3 separate regions of the Homo sapiens genome follow, and all the other regions are linked to region 1. The links are chromatin contacts, found by Hi-C or POLR2A ChIA-PET in ENCODE. All regions are on one chromosome and are shown on one strand. Each heading gives the region's core, a stretch centred on a gene start or an enhancer-like site at or near the end of the contact. The rest is flanking DNA. Distances are from core to core; before and after follow the strand shown.

Region 1 (3,745 bases), core at 804-3,303:
AGACCTATCATTTAAGTACTAACTCTTAAACAGGCGTAGGAAGGATCACATCTTAAATCTTTAGAGTTTCAAATCAAATGATCTAGCTGTGTTTAGCACACTGAAGGTGCTTACGACATAGTTGGAAGTGAATGGATGAATAAATGAATGCCTTGAACAAATGAACAAACCTACTTCCCACCCAATTTGTGAATTAGGAAAGCGACATCCATTTTAGAAATGAGGAGAGTGACACCTAAAGTCACCCGGCAGATCAGGGTCAGGCTGTGGTACGGAATCCAGGCCAACTGGAAGTCCAGCATTCTTTTCCCCATACCAGGCAGTTTCCCGGTTCCTGATCTCAGCAGGGACATGTCATGTAAACCAGACGAGTCATTTCCAGGCCTTGTGTTTTGTATTCTCCTACCTAGGACAAGAAGGTCACTGAAGTGACCACATGTCTATTTGATGTTTGTTTGAGACTGGGGTGTGTGTGTGTGTGTGTGTGTGTGTGTGTGTGTGTGTGTCTTTGAATGAGAGAGAAAAAGAGAGAAAAAAAGAGACAGAGAGAGAGAGAATGCATACATTCTCACGAATGGAAAGGCAAATACATCTTGTCAGCAGCTTCCACCTTCCCGTGGTGCAGCTGTAACATGTCAGGTGTATTGGGGCACCCGAGATAAGCTGGTTTTGACATGCTGCAGATGCCTTCCTACCTCCCAGGGAGGCTGTGACCACCCCATGTGACAGAGACAATGACATTCAACATCTGGGTAGCAGCTTATGTGAGGTCATGACTCAGTGCCCAGCACATGGCAAGTACCCAGTGAGTGGTGGCTGCTTTCATTACTTAATAGCAATCTCCCTGGCCCAGACCTTCTTACCAGGCTCATACTTTCCAGCACACTGAACTGGGATCAGGAGGTCTAATTCTACTCCCAGCTCTGACATCCACTTTCTGTGGGACCCTGGATGTCTAACCTCCCCGGGCCTCCATCTCCTCATCTGTAGAACGGAGAAAATCATACCCTCCTCACAGGGCTGCTGGGAAGACAACCAGAGAGACAGGCTATGGGGGCACTTTGCATGCTATAGACAAGGGGCAGCAAACTACCAGGGACAAATCCAGCATGCCACTTTGTAAATAAAGTTTTGTTGGAATGCATCCACCCTCATCCACATACGTATTGTCTGTGGCTGCTTTCACACAACGGTAACAGAGCCAAATAGTTGCAACAGAGACTAAAGGTCTGCAGAGTCTAAAATATTTAGTATCTAGCCCTTTAAGGAAAAATTTAGCTGCTCCTGCTATTGAGCGATTATTCCCAGGTGTTAGCAGCCTTCCTCCTTCCTCTTCCCTGGGAGATGCTCACTCTCAGGCCCTCCCCAAAGGCTGGTGCAAGGCCTGGGTATCTCCTCTTTGACAAGGTTTCCTGGTGACTCTGATGAAGAAAGGCCCTTGGTCCAGACTGCAAAACACACCAGGGTAGTGGACTCAGACAGACTTGAGATCAAATCCCCGTTCTATCACTTCCCACCTGTGTGACTGCAGACAAGTTGCTTAACCTCTCTGAGCCTCAATGTACTTATCTACAAAATGTGGACAACAATGCCTATCCCTTAGAGCTCCTGGGAAGATTAAATGAGACAATGTCTATAAAGGGCTCAGTCAGGCCTGACACAGGATGGGTGCCTGGTAATTGACAGGTTTTTCTTCCTGCATCCCTAAACTAATTTAGTCCCTGGGTATGCTGCATCTTCTCAGTTCTCCCAGAACCCTCCTAGCTTCTCCCTTTCTGCCCCACTGTGGCCTCTTAGGGGGACTCTGCCCCCCATCTTTGTTGAAGGTCCTTCTTCCCCAGCAGGGAGAGGTACATTTGCTGAGAGGCAGCGCTGGGGAGCTGGTCTGATAGAGCCTGGAGTCCTCGGCCCATTTCTGACACTGAAACACCAGCTCCGTGTTTACACAAGGACTCTCATAATATTTGCTTTCTGTGGCCATTATTTGTCCAGGGGCTGACGTCAGATGAAGACAAGCAACTCCCCACTAGCGCTTTCAAAGCACAAGGTCAGCACCTCCCTGTCCCCGCTCCACTGTCCCATCCCCTGGCTCCTTGTCTCAGTTTTCTAAACTAACCACACTCCAGGCTTTGGGTGACTTAGCAAATGTGTTGGCGTGGGACCAGCAGAAAGGCAGATTCTGGTCCCAGCCTGTCGCTAACTAGCTGGGCGACCTTGGGAGGGTCTGGGTCCTCTCCCTGGGCCTCAGTTGCCTCCTCTGTGCCCTGGGAGGGTCGCTTCCAGCGCCACAATTCCATGACTGTGGAACTTCAAGAACCCCCCAGGCTGGGAGATTCCAGCACCCACTGTCACTCTCCTTCCCCACCCCTCCACCCTTCTCAAGCTGCCTAAGAGTGGGAGGAAAGTGAACAGAAATTGTGAAAACAAAGCCACACTTCGACTTAACTACAACCCTGCCGACAGCACAATCTTTCATCAAGATAGAAAATAAGAAGTGAAAAAAGCTACAAGGCTTCAACTGGGCATTTTAACATGGAGGTATGTCCTCCAGCACAGCAAATACCCTGCACCCTGACCAGGGTGGGGAGCCTGTGAATGGACATAAGTCCAGCCTCTTCCACCCATCTGCCACTCATATGAGAAGGTTGCCGGGTGCCGTGGCTCATGCCTGTAATCCTAGCAATTTAGGAGGCCAAGGCGGCCAGATCGCCTGAGAGAGGTCAGGAGTTCGAGACCAGCCTGGCCAACATGGTGAAACGCCATCTCTACTAAAAACACAAAAATTAGCCAGGTGTGGTGGTGTGCGCCTGTAGTCCCAGCTACTGGGAAGGCTGAGGCAGGAGAATCACTTGAACCTAGGAGGCAGAGGTTGCAGTGAGCCGAGATTGCACCACTGCACTCCAGCCTGGGCAACAGAGTGAGACTCCATCTCAAAAAAAAAAAAAAAAAAAAAAGAGGTAAAGAGGTCAAGCTGCAGGTAAAGCCACCTATGTCACAGGGCCAGCTCTGCTTCCCAGGGAGGGGGAAGAATCATGCGTATAAGTCCAAGGGGAGAAAAAAAAATGGCAAAACCAATCCAGGGAGTTACTGACCCCACTGAAATGTGGATCCATACCAAAGACATACGGGTCCACACCTCCAAAGGACTAAATAAAGGACACTCAGCTGAAACCTCAGCCCGAGGGACTTTAGTAGGTCACATCAAACCCTTTCCTGACTTGGCATGGGCCAGTGCGGGACAGTCCAGTAGTTTAAGCAAGTCTATGGAGCCAAACAGACCTGGGTCTGAATTCCGGTAAGGCCACCCAGTGGCTGGGTGACCCAGGGGGAGCTATGGCGCCTCTCTGAGCCTGGGTTTTCCCAGCTATGAAATGGAGATGATAATAATTCATACCTCTTGGGGCTGTTGTGAGAACGTAAGGAACAGTTCAGTGCCTATGCCAGTTTGAAGGTCATACGGGGCCCTAGCCAAATGATCTTCTCCTTGGGTTACTGGATGATTCTTCAAGGGTGATAACCATCAAGACCTACTCTGGCGGATCAGGCACGGTGGCTCATGCCTGTAATCCCAGCACTTTGGGAAGCAGAGGCGGGCAGATCATCTGGGGTCAGGAGTTTGAGACCAGCCTGGTCAACATGGTGAAACCCTCTCTCTACTAACAATATAAAAATTAGCCAGGTGAGATGGCTCATGCCTGTAATTCCAGCACTTTTTGAGGCCTAGGCAGGTGGATCATTTGAGTTT
Region 2 (3,745 bases), core at 507-3,006, 650 kb before region 1:
AAAGCTACTATGAGAAGCTGGGAGCAATCTGTATTATTAGGCCCCACAACACTGGCATTGTTCTTTTTAAATTTTCTTAAATTAATTGCTTGCTAGGTATCACTGAATACGTCTTCAGTCGGCTAGAACACCACCACAGCAGAATGCCAAGTGCAGGTGACCTGTGATAGACTACCACCCCAGGCCAAACCTATGGCTCCCGAGCCTCTATGGCCACACTTCAGGTGGGAACCAAAAAGCCAATGGCGGTGCTTTGCATTAAAAGGGCTTGGGCTTTCTAAACTTCTAAATTGTTGCTAAGCCTTTCATACATAGCCCAATATGGGGGGGCGGGGTTGTGTTTGTTCTCTTACTTGGAGAGGTAAAGAATCTACTTAACAAACACAAATAACAGCTGGGCGCAGTGGCTCACGCCTATAATCCCAACACTTTGAGAGGCCAAGGCGGGCAGATCACCTGAGGTCGGGAGTTCGAGACCAGCCTGGCTGACATAGAGAAACCTCGTCTCTACTAAAAATACAAAAAATTAGCCAGGCGTGGTGGCACATGCCTGTAATTCCAGCTACTCAGGAGGCTGAGGCAGGAGAATCACTTGAACCCAGGAGGCAGAGGGTGCGGTGAGCCGAGATCATGCCATTGCACTCCAACCCTGGTAACTAGAGAGAAACTCTGTTTCAAGAAAAGGAAGGGAGGAAGGAAGGGAGGGAGGGAGGGAGGACGGATGGACAGGCAGACACAAATCACAGTTCTAATTATAAGCTGTTACTTCTAAAGCCAGCCTTAGCAGCACAGCAGAATGCCAACCACAGAGGGCTGTAGCCTCTCCCATTCGTCATTCTCCAATGCCCCTAACTCCATTTTATCCCTCCTTAGGAGTAGGCCCCAGGTATCAAGGATCATTTATCATCATGTGTGTGCCAATTTCCTTACAGTAGAAAAACAGTTATGTGTACCTGTGTCTATCAACTATCAAAACAGATCAAGGAGGTTGAGTGTTTCACAAAATATGAGACAGTGTCTGGGAGCAGTGGTTCACACCTGTAGTCCCAGCAATTTGCAAGGCTGAGGCAGGCAGATCACTTGAGGCCAGGAATTTGACACCAGCCAGGCCAATATGGCGAAAACCCATCTTTACTAAAAATACAAAAAATTAGCCAGGTGTGGTGGCATATGCCTATAGTCCCAGCTGCTCAGGAAGCTGAGACAAGAGAATTGCTTGAACCCGGGAGGCAGAGGCTGCAGTGAGCTGAGATCACGCCACTGCACTCCAGCCTGGGCATCAGAGAGAGACCCTGTCTCCAAAAAAAAAAAAAAGCCTGGGCGCAGTGGGAGGCCGAGGCTGGTGGATTATGAGGTCAGGAGTTCAAGACCAACCTGGCCAAGATGGTGAAACCCTGACTCTACTAAAAATACAAAACTTAGCCAGGTATGGTGGCAGGTGCTTGTAATCCCAGCTACTCTGGAGGCTGAGGCAGAGAACTGCTTGAACCCGGGAGGCGGAGGTTGCAGTGAGCCGAGATCGTGATTGTGCCACCCCACACCAGCCTGGGTGACAGAGTGGCACTCCGTCTCAAAAAAAAAAAAAAAAAAAGACTTGATTACATAGGCATGACTGATTGAATCACTGGCCACTGGAGATTAGCAACCTTTAGTCCTCTCCCCTCCCAGAGGTCAGACTAAAAAGTTCTAAACCTCTCATCGTGGTTGGTTCTCCTGGCAACCAGCCCATGTGGAGGCTACCAAGAGCTCCCAGCCATCAGTCATTTCATTAGCATACAAAAAGACACTTAGTCACTTCAGAGATCCCAAAGGTTTTAGGAGCTGTGCCAGAAGTAGTACAAAGACTAAGCATATATTTCTTATAAATCAAAATATCATATAACCCTGCAGGAAAAATAACTAAAGAAAACATCTCAAAAATGTTAAATGACAACAATGTTTTTGTTTCAATAATTCTACTTCTGGGCACAGGTCCACCAAACTTGAGTAATAACAGCACAATGGCAATGCCATAGTACGATAAGGAATTCAGATAATTTAATGGGTACTTTGTTCCAAGACTGCACTGTATGAGAACACCAACGTGTTAGGCAGAGGATAGGTTCCAAAAGGTTTGGTTATGACGTACTAAGCAGACATCTGCTGTGATTTTAGGCCAGGGACACACTTTGGCAGCAGTAAACAGGACAGACCGGGCGGGGTGTGGTAGCTCATGCCTGTAATCCCAGCATTTTGGGAGGTCGAGGCAGGCGGATCACTTGAGGTCAGGAGTTTGAGACCAGCCTGGCTAATATGGTGAAACCCCGTTCTCTACTAAAAATTCAAAAATGTGCCAGGCATGGTGGCACGCGCCTGTAGTCCCACCTACTCCAGAGACTGAGGCAGAAGGCTCGCTTGAACCCGGGAGGCGGAGGTTGCAGTGAGCCGAGATCACGCCACTGCACTCAAGTCTGGGTGACAGAGCGAGACTCTGTCAAAAAAAAAAAGGGGGGGACAGCCCGAAGCTGAACAAGGCATGAGACGTTCCGAAGCTAAACAAGGTGTGAGACATAACTAACAATTTTTCTAGTGGAAGATGAGGTCTTAAAAAGCCAATTTAGGCCGGGTGTGGTGGCTCACACCCGTAATCCTAGCCCTTTGGAAGGCTGAGGTGAGTGGATCACCTGAGACAGGAGAATAGTTTGAAACTACGAAGCCGAGGTTGCAGTTAGCCGAGATCCCATGGTGCTCCGGCCTGGGCAACAAAGTGAGACTCCATCTCCAAAAAAAAAAAAAAAAAAAAAAAAAAAAAAAAAAAAGGCAATTCAGTGGGAATAGGAATGGAGGAAGTTCAAGCATATTGATGGGAAGAAATCAATAGAACTGGGGACTAATAAGATGCAACAGGCAAGAAAGGAAAGGAGAAATCTGGAATGATGCCCAAAATTGTAACAAAAAGATTTTCCAGGCTGGATGTGGTGGCTCACACCCGTAGTCCCAGCACTCTGAAAGGCCGAGGCGGGAGGATCACTTGAGGCTAGGAGTTCAAGACCAGCCTGGCCAACGTGGCAAAACCCTACTAAACTTCTACTAAGAATATAAAAATTAGCTGGGTTTGGTGGCGAATGCTTGTAATCCCAGCTACTCCAGAGGCTGTCATGAGAATCACTTGAACCCGGGAGGCGGAGGTTGCAGTGAGCTGAGATCATGGCACTGCACCCTAGCCTAGGTGACACAGCACAAAAAAAAACAATGTTCCACAAGTCAAAAATTGTGTTCAGGGAGTAGAAAAGTAGTAGGCTAGGTATCAAAGGGTATGAATGACTAAGTTCCTTCTATAATATATTGACTATAGGTAGGAGATACACTTTCAGTTCTGTTTTGGTAGATCTCCAATGATCTGTCATTTAAGAGTACACACGATGAGTGGAAAATTTATAATCAAAGATTTCACAGTTGCTATGCAGTTCAAAGATTCATCCTTTGAATGGGAAAGGGGGTAGGGATTTCACTCCAAATGGTCATTTACAGAGGTTCTGCTTCTTCCTCATCACCTCTTAGTTTCTTAGTTTTTATTTATTTATTTATGAGATGGAGTGTCGTTCTGTTGCCCAGGCTGGAGTGCACTGCAACCTCTACCTAACGGGCTCAAGACATTCTCCTGCCCGAGCCTCCTGAGACTCATGCCTGTAACCCAGCACTTTGGGAAGCTGAGTCGAGTGGATAACTTGAGGTCAGGAGTTCCAGATCAGCCTGGCCAACATGG
Region 3 (3,745 bases), core at 589-3,088, 520 kb before region 1:
AGGGGTGCTCTCTGGCCAGTCCTCTCCCTCCTCTCACCCTATCTGGTGAGTTCCCTTGGAGCCAGAGGCCGGGAGAGGGAGACAGCTGCCCTGCACTCAGGGTAGAAGTGGGGGCTGCACACCTGACTAGCCCTGGCCCCGGAGCAGGCTACTCACCAACTCCTGATTCCCATCCCTGCTCAACAGAACTCTCTGCAACACACCCAGGCCCCCGAACTCCAGCCCTGGGTCCCTGTGGGTCCCTCGGGTGGGCCCAGGATTGGCCTGTGCTGGGGTGGACACAAGTGGCCTCTGGAATGCAGGGCCTGGTCCCTGCAGGGCTGCTGCACCCATCTCTGCCCGTCAACACCCCATGGGGAAGAACGCCCGCCAGGGTTCCAGCCCACTGTGTTTAGATCTGTGGGCCCAGGGTGGGCCTGGCTGTGTCCTGGGCAGGGGCAGTGGCTGGCCTAGCCCCTGGACTCTGCAGGGAGGTGCCTCTGAGCCTCTTGTGTGACTCGCAGCAAAGTGCAGGTTGGGGAGGAAGAGAACAGGGAGAAAGGAGAGAAAAGGAAGAGTGGGGAGAGAGGATGGGGAGGGAGGCAGAGGGAGAGCAGCGCTCCCACCTGGCCAGGGCCTGGGTCACTTACTGAGAGGGGACTCCTCATCAGGCTCCGAGACCATCATGCCAGCCACGGGCGGGCGGCCCAGGGGCTGCCCTGAGCCTGCAGAGTAGAGACAGAGAAGGAGGCAAGAAGGGACATTGACAGCGAGGGAGACGAGATGGAGAGAAGCAGAGAGAGAGGCAGAGACATTGCAAGAGAGAGGGAGACACAAAGAGACAGAAAGACAGAGACAGAGATAAAGAAAGTGGGGCGGGGGAGAATGAGAGAGAAAAGGTAAGACAAAGGTGAAGAAAAAGGCAGAGGGAAAAAGAAAAAAAAAAAAGAACAGGCAGAGGGGAGAGAGGGAAAGACAGAGGGCGACAGAAGCAGAGATGGTGAGCCAGAGAGAGGGAGAAGAACAGGATGAGGCAGAGGGAGGAGGCGCAGAGACAGACACTCAAGGAGTGGGGAAGAGGGCCCAGGGCAGGGAGGACAGGGGACACACACAGACATGCCGACAAGGGTCAGAGCAGGACACACGGGCATGGGGGAAGACAGAAAGAGACAGGTCAGAACATGGAAAGAAACTGGGGGAGGAGACGTGGGAAGGGGTCCTAGGGAGGGGAGGCTATCAGGGACGGGTCTTGACACACAGGGGGCTGGAGCTGAGCCAGGGAGCCACAGCCATGCCCAGGGGGAGGAGGGGAAGAGCCATCTCAGGGGCTGGAGTCCAGGGTCTGGGACTGGGCCAGAGGCTAGGCATGGCCCCATGACAGGCAGGATGGCTCTGGCTCATGGGCGCAGTGGGGGCACTGCCCTTGGTCAAGTCTGAGTGGGCACCCTGGGACCCCAGGATCAGGGAGGCACACCTGCTGCCTCCCTGACTGGCATTCAGCCCAGCTGCCTGGACCTGCCCCAAGGGCAGCTGGCAGGAGCCAGGGTTTGGCCTGGAGGGTCTGAGGCCCCACCTGTTCCCACTTGCGAGGAAAGGCACCTACCCTGGTCTTGGGCCCCCTACAGCTGCTGTGCCCTGTTCCCCACCTCTTCCCCCTCTGGCCTCGTCTGCCCTCACAGCTGCTTCTCAGGAAGGGCAGGTGGGCTGGCCAGGACTGCCCAGCTGGGGCAGAGCTGCTGCAGTGGGCAGCCCCCGGGGAGGGGCTGGAGATGGTTCATGAATGGACAGGGTGATCTCAGAGGCAAGCCTGGCTTGGCCAGAGGCAGCTCCAGGGACACATTAGCATAGGCCATTCCAGGACGGGACGTGCCATGTGTGCCTGGGGCCCACCTGACACTCCCTCTCCCAAGCCCCACCCAGCTCCCAGGCATCCTGCAGCCTCGTGGAGACCTACACATGGAAATGGAAAACCTTCAGGCAGAGCCCCAAGTCCAGGCTCTGGGAGGTCACAGTCAGGACCAGGTTACCCAGTGACCTACCCTCCTGTCTACACTGACCCAGTTAGGATGCTACCCACTGGCATTTGAAGGCCCCGGATATGTCAGCTAAAGGGAGGTGACTCCACCCCTGAAGTAGGCCCAGGCCAGATTTGGCCAAGGCCTGCCTAGGGTGAAGGCAGCCCTGGATGCCACGGGATGGCCCAGTAGTTGGTCTGACCTGAGCACCTGCTCCATCCTTGGCCCTGGTCACAGATTGTCCCAGGAGCTGCCTCCCAGAGAGGGCAGTAGGAACCATAAAGAGCCACAGGGCCTTGTCCTGGGGTAGGTCCTTCTCCACCCAGTATCCCAGAGTGGAAGGAAGCAGGGACTATAAGTCCCCATCCCAGTGCTGGGCCAGTCTGACCAGGGTGGGGGCTGACTCTCCTCCCTCCAAGAGCCTAGCCTTGCCTCCCTAAGCTAGGAACCCTTGCTTCCCAGCCGATGACCCACCTTAAGGCAAGGTTCTCTCCCAAGCCTAGCGTCAGGCTCGATCTGTGCTCTGCATGCCCTGCTGCCTGCCTGAATGCCCGATTCCACAGAGCCCCTCTGTTCCACTTGTCTTTGCCTGGGATCCCCAGCTCTGTGCCCCCAGGAGGGCTCTGGGGAAGGACTCAACAGCTGAGCTGCCCTGGGAGGTGAGAACTTTGCTTTGAATGTGAAACAGCTGACTGGCTGTCAGTCCCCAGCAGAACTGGGCTTTACCTGCCCAGTGCCCTGATACCTGTGCCTGTGGCATGGGCAAGCACAGGACCTGGCCACACCAGCCTTGCAGGGACCTGCCAATCAGTCTGCACAACTGTCACTCAGCAGGTTAAGAGATCACACCCACTTCTTCTTGCTTTGTACCCCAGGGCAGGCCCAAGGAGCCCTCAGCCCAGGAGACTGGCTCTGGGGCTTCCCTGGGGGACAGGAGGGAGACCTGCAGGAGGCCTGCAGCAACTTACCCATCTGGAAGTCCCCGCTGCCCAGGTCCCCACTGCCCAGGTCGTCTATAAGCAAAAAAGAGATGTAATCAGCAACAACAAGTATTTGTTGAGTACCTACTGGGTGTCAGGCACTGTTCTGGGCACCTAGTATACAGTGGGACAGGGTTGAGAAAGCTCGGAATGGTCGGTCACCCTCCTCCCCCATGCCAGTGGGAAGAAGCACAGTCTCACCCCCCACCCCTCTGCTCCCAGCCTTGGATCCTTGGCTCACCTCCTGAGATGCTGTCAGCCAGCATGTCCTCATCATCAGAAAGGTACGAATGTGTCCAGCGCATTTGGCTTGCTGTGACGGTCTCTATGTCCTCAGGCAGAGACAAGCCATCGTATGCCCTCAGCCCATGGGTCACCTGTAAGCAAACGAGAGCTGATTGAGTCACTCTCTCCAGCTCCCACTGAGCCCCACGGTCCTTCCCCTCACTTCCAGGGGGACCCAGAATCCCACCTTCAGGCCCCTTAGTGGTTAAATTTGACTTAGTATGGCTCAGTGAGCCAGGCTGGGGCTGAACCCTTTTGATTCAGTTTCCCCAAGTCCCATTAGCCCCTGGAGGCTTCAGAGCCCAACCCTGCTATTTCCGAATGAATCCTCAAATAAAGCAGACAATAAAATGTAAATCACTTTGGTAAGTAAAGACTCCTTTTCCTTTGGAGAAGGCAAGGGACACCCAGGACATGAGTGAGTGGATGGGGGGATGCGGGCGGGTAAAGGGGTGGCCTCGGGCAGCGCAGATGGGGGGCACAGGC

Evidence for each region. A loop is a pair of places that touch in the nucleus more often than their neighbours do. ChIA-PET counts read pairs that join two places held with the same protein, here RNA polymerase II (POLR2A). Pooled maps may share reads with other maps.
Region 2: a pooled map shows a loop between it and region 1 (2.0-fold over the local background). The contact joins two enhancer-like sites. A Hi-C loop is called at or near these places in 1 of 50 pooled maps. POLR2A ChIA-PET finds 5 or more read pairs at or near these places in 2 of 52 experiments (activated T-cell and activated naive CD8-positive, alpha-beta T cell).
Region 3: a pooled map of heart left ventricle shows a loop between it and region 1 (2.5-fold over the local background). The contact joins two enhancer-like sites. A Hi-C loop is called at or near these places in 1 of 168 maps with a recorded cell type or tissue (chondrocyte) and 1 of 50 pooled maps.

The regions. Positions count from the first base shown.
Region 1 is chr1:22,412,403-22,416,147 of GRCh38, forward strand. No RefSeq gene overlaps it. Among named protein-coding and RNA genes, the nearest start is that of ZBTB40, 38 kb to the right of the region's middle. Within about 2 kb of position 2,054, at least 9 of the 41 ENCODE cell types and tissues checked have a DNase peak (open chromatin) inside an H3K27ac peak, as active enhancers do.
Region 2 is chr1:21,763,140-21,766,884 of GRCh38, forward strand. All of the region lies in intron 1 of USP48 (ubiquitin specific peptidase 48), which reads right to left. Among named protein-coding and RNA genes, the nearest start is that of USP48, 18 kb to the right of the region's middle. Within about 2 kb of position 1,757, at least 18 of the 41 ENCODE cell types and tissues checked have a DNase peak (open chromatin) inside an H3K27ac peak, as active enhancers do.
Region 3 is chr1:21,892,960-21,896,704 of GRCh38, forward strand. HSPG2 (heparan sulfate proteoglycan 2) reads right to left here. Exons shown (of 97, transcript NM_005529.7): 2 at 3,216-3,351; 3 at 2,963-3,007. Among named protein-coding and RNA genes, the nearest start is that of HSPG2, 42 kb to the right of the region's middle. Within about 2 kb of position 1,839, at least 5 of the 41 ENCODE cell types and tissues checked have a DNase peak (open chromatin) inside an H3K27ac peak, as active enhancers do.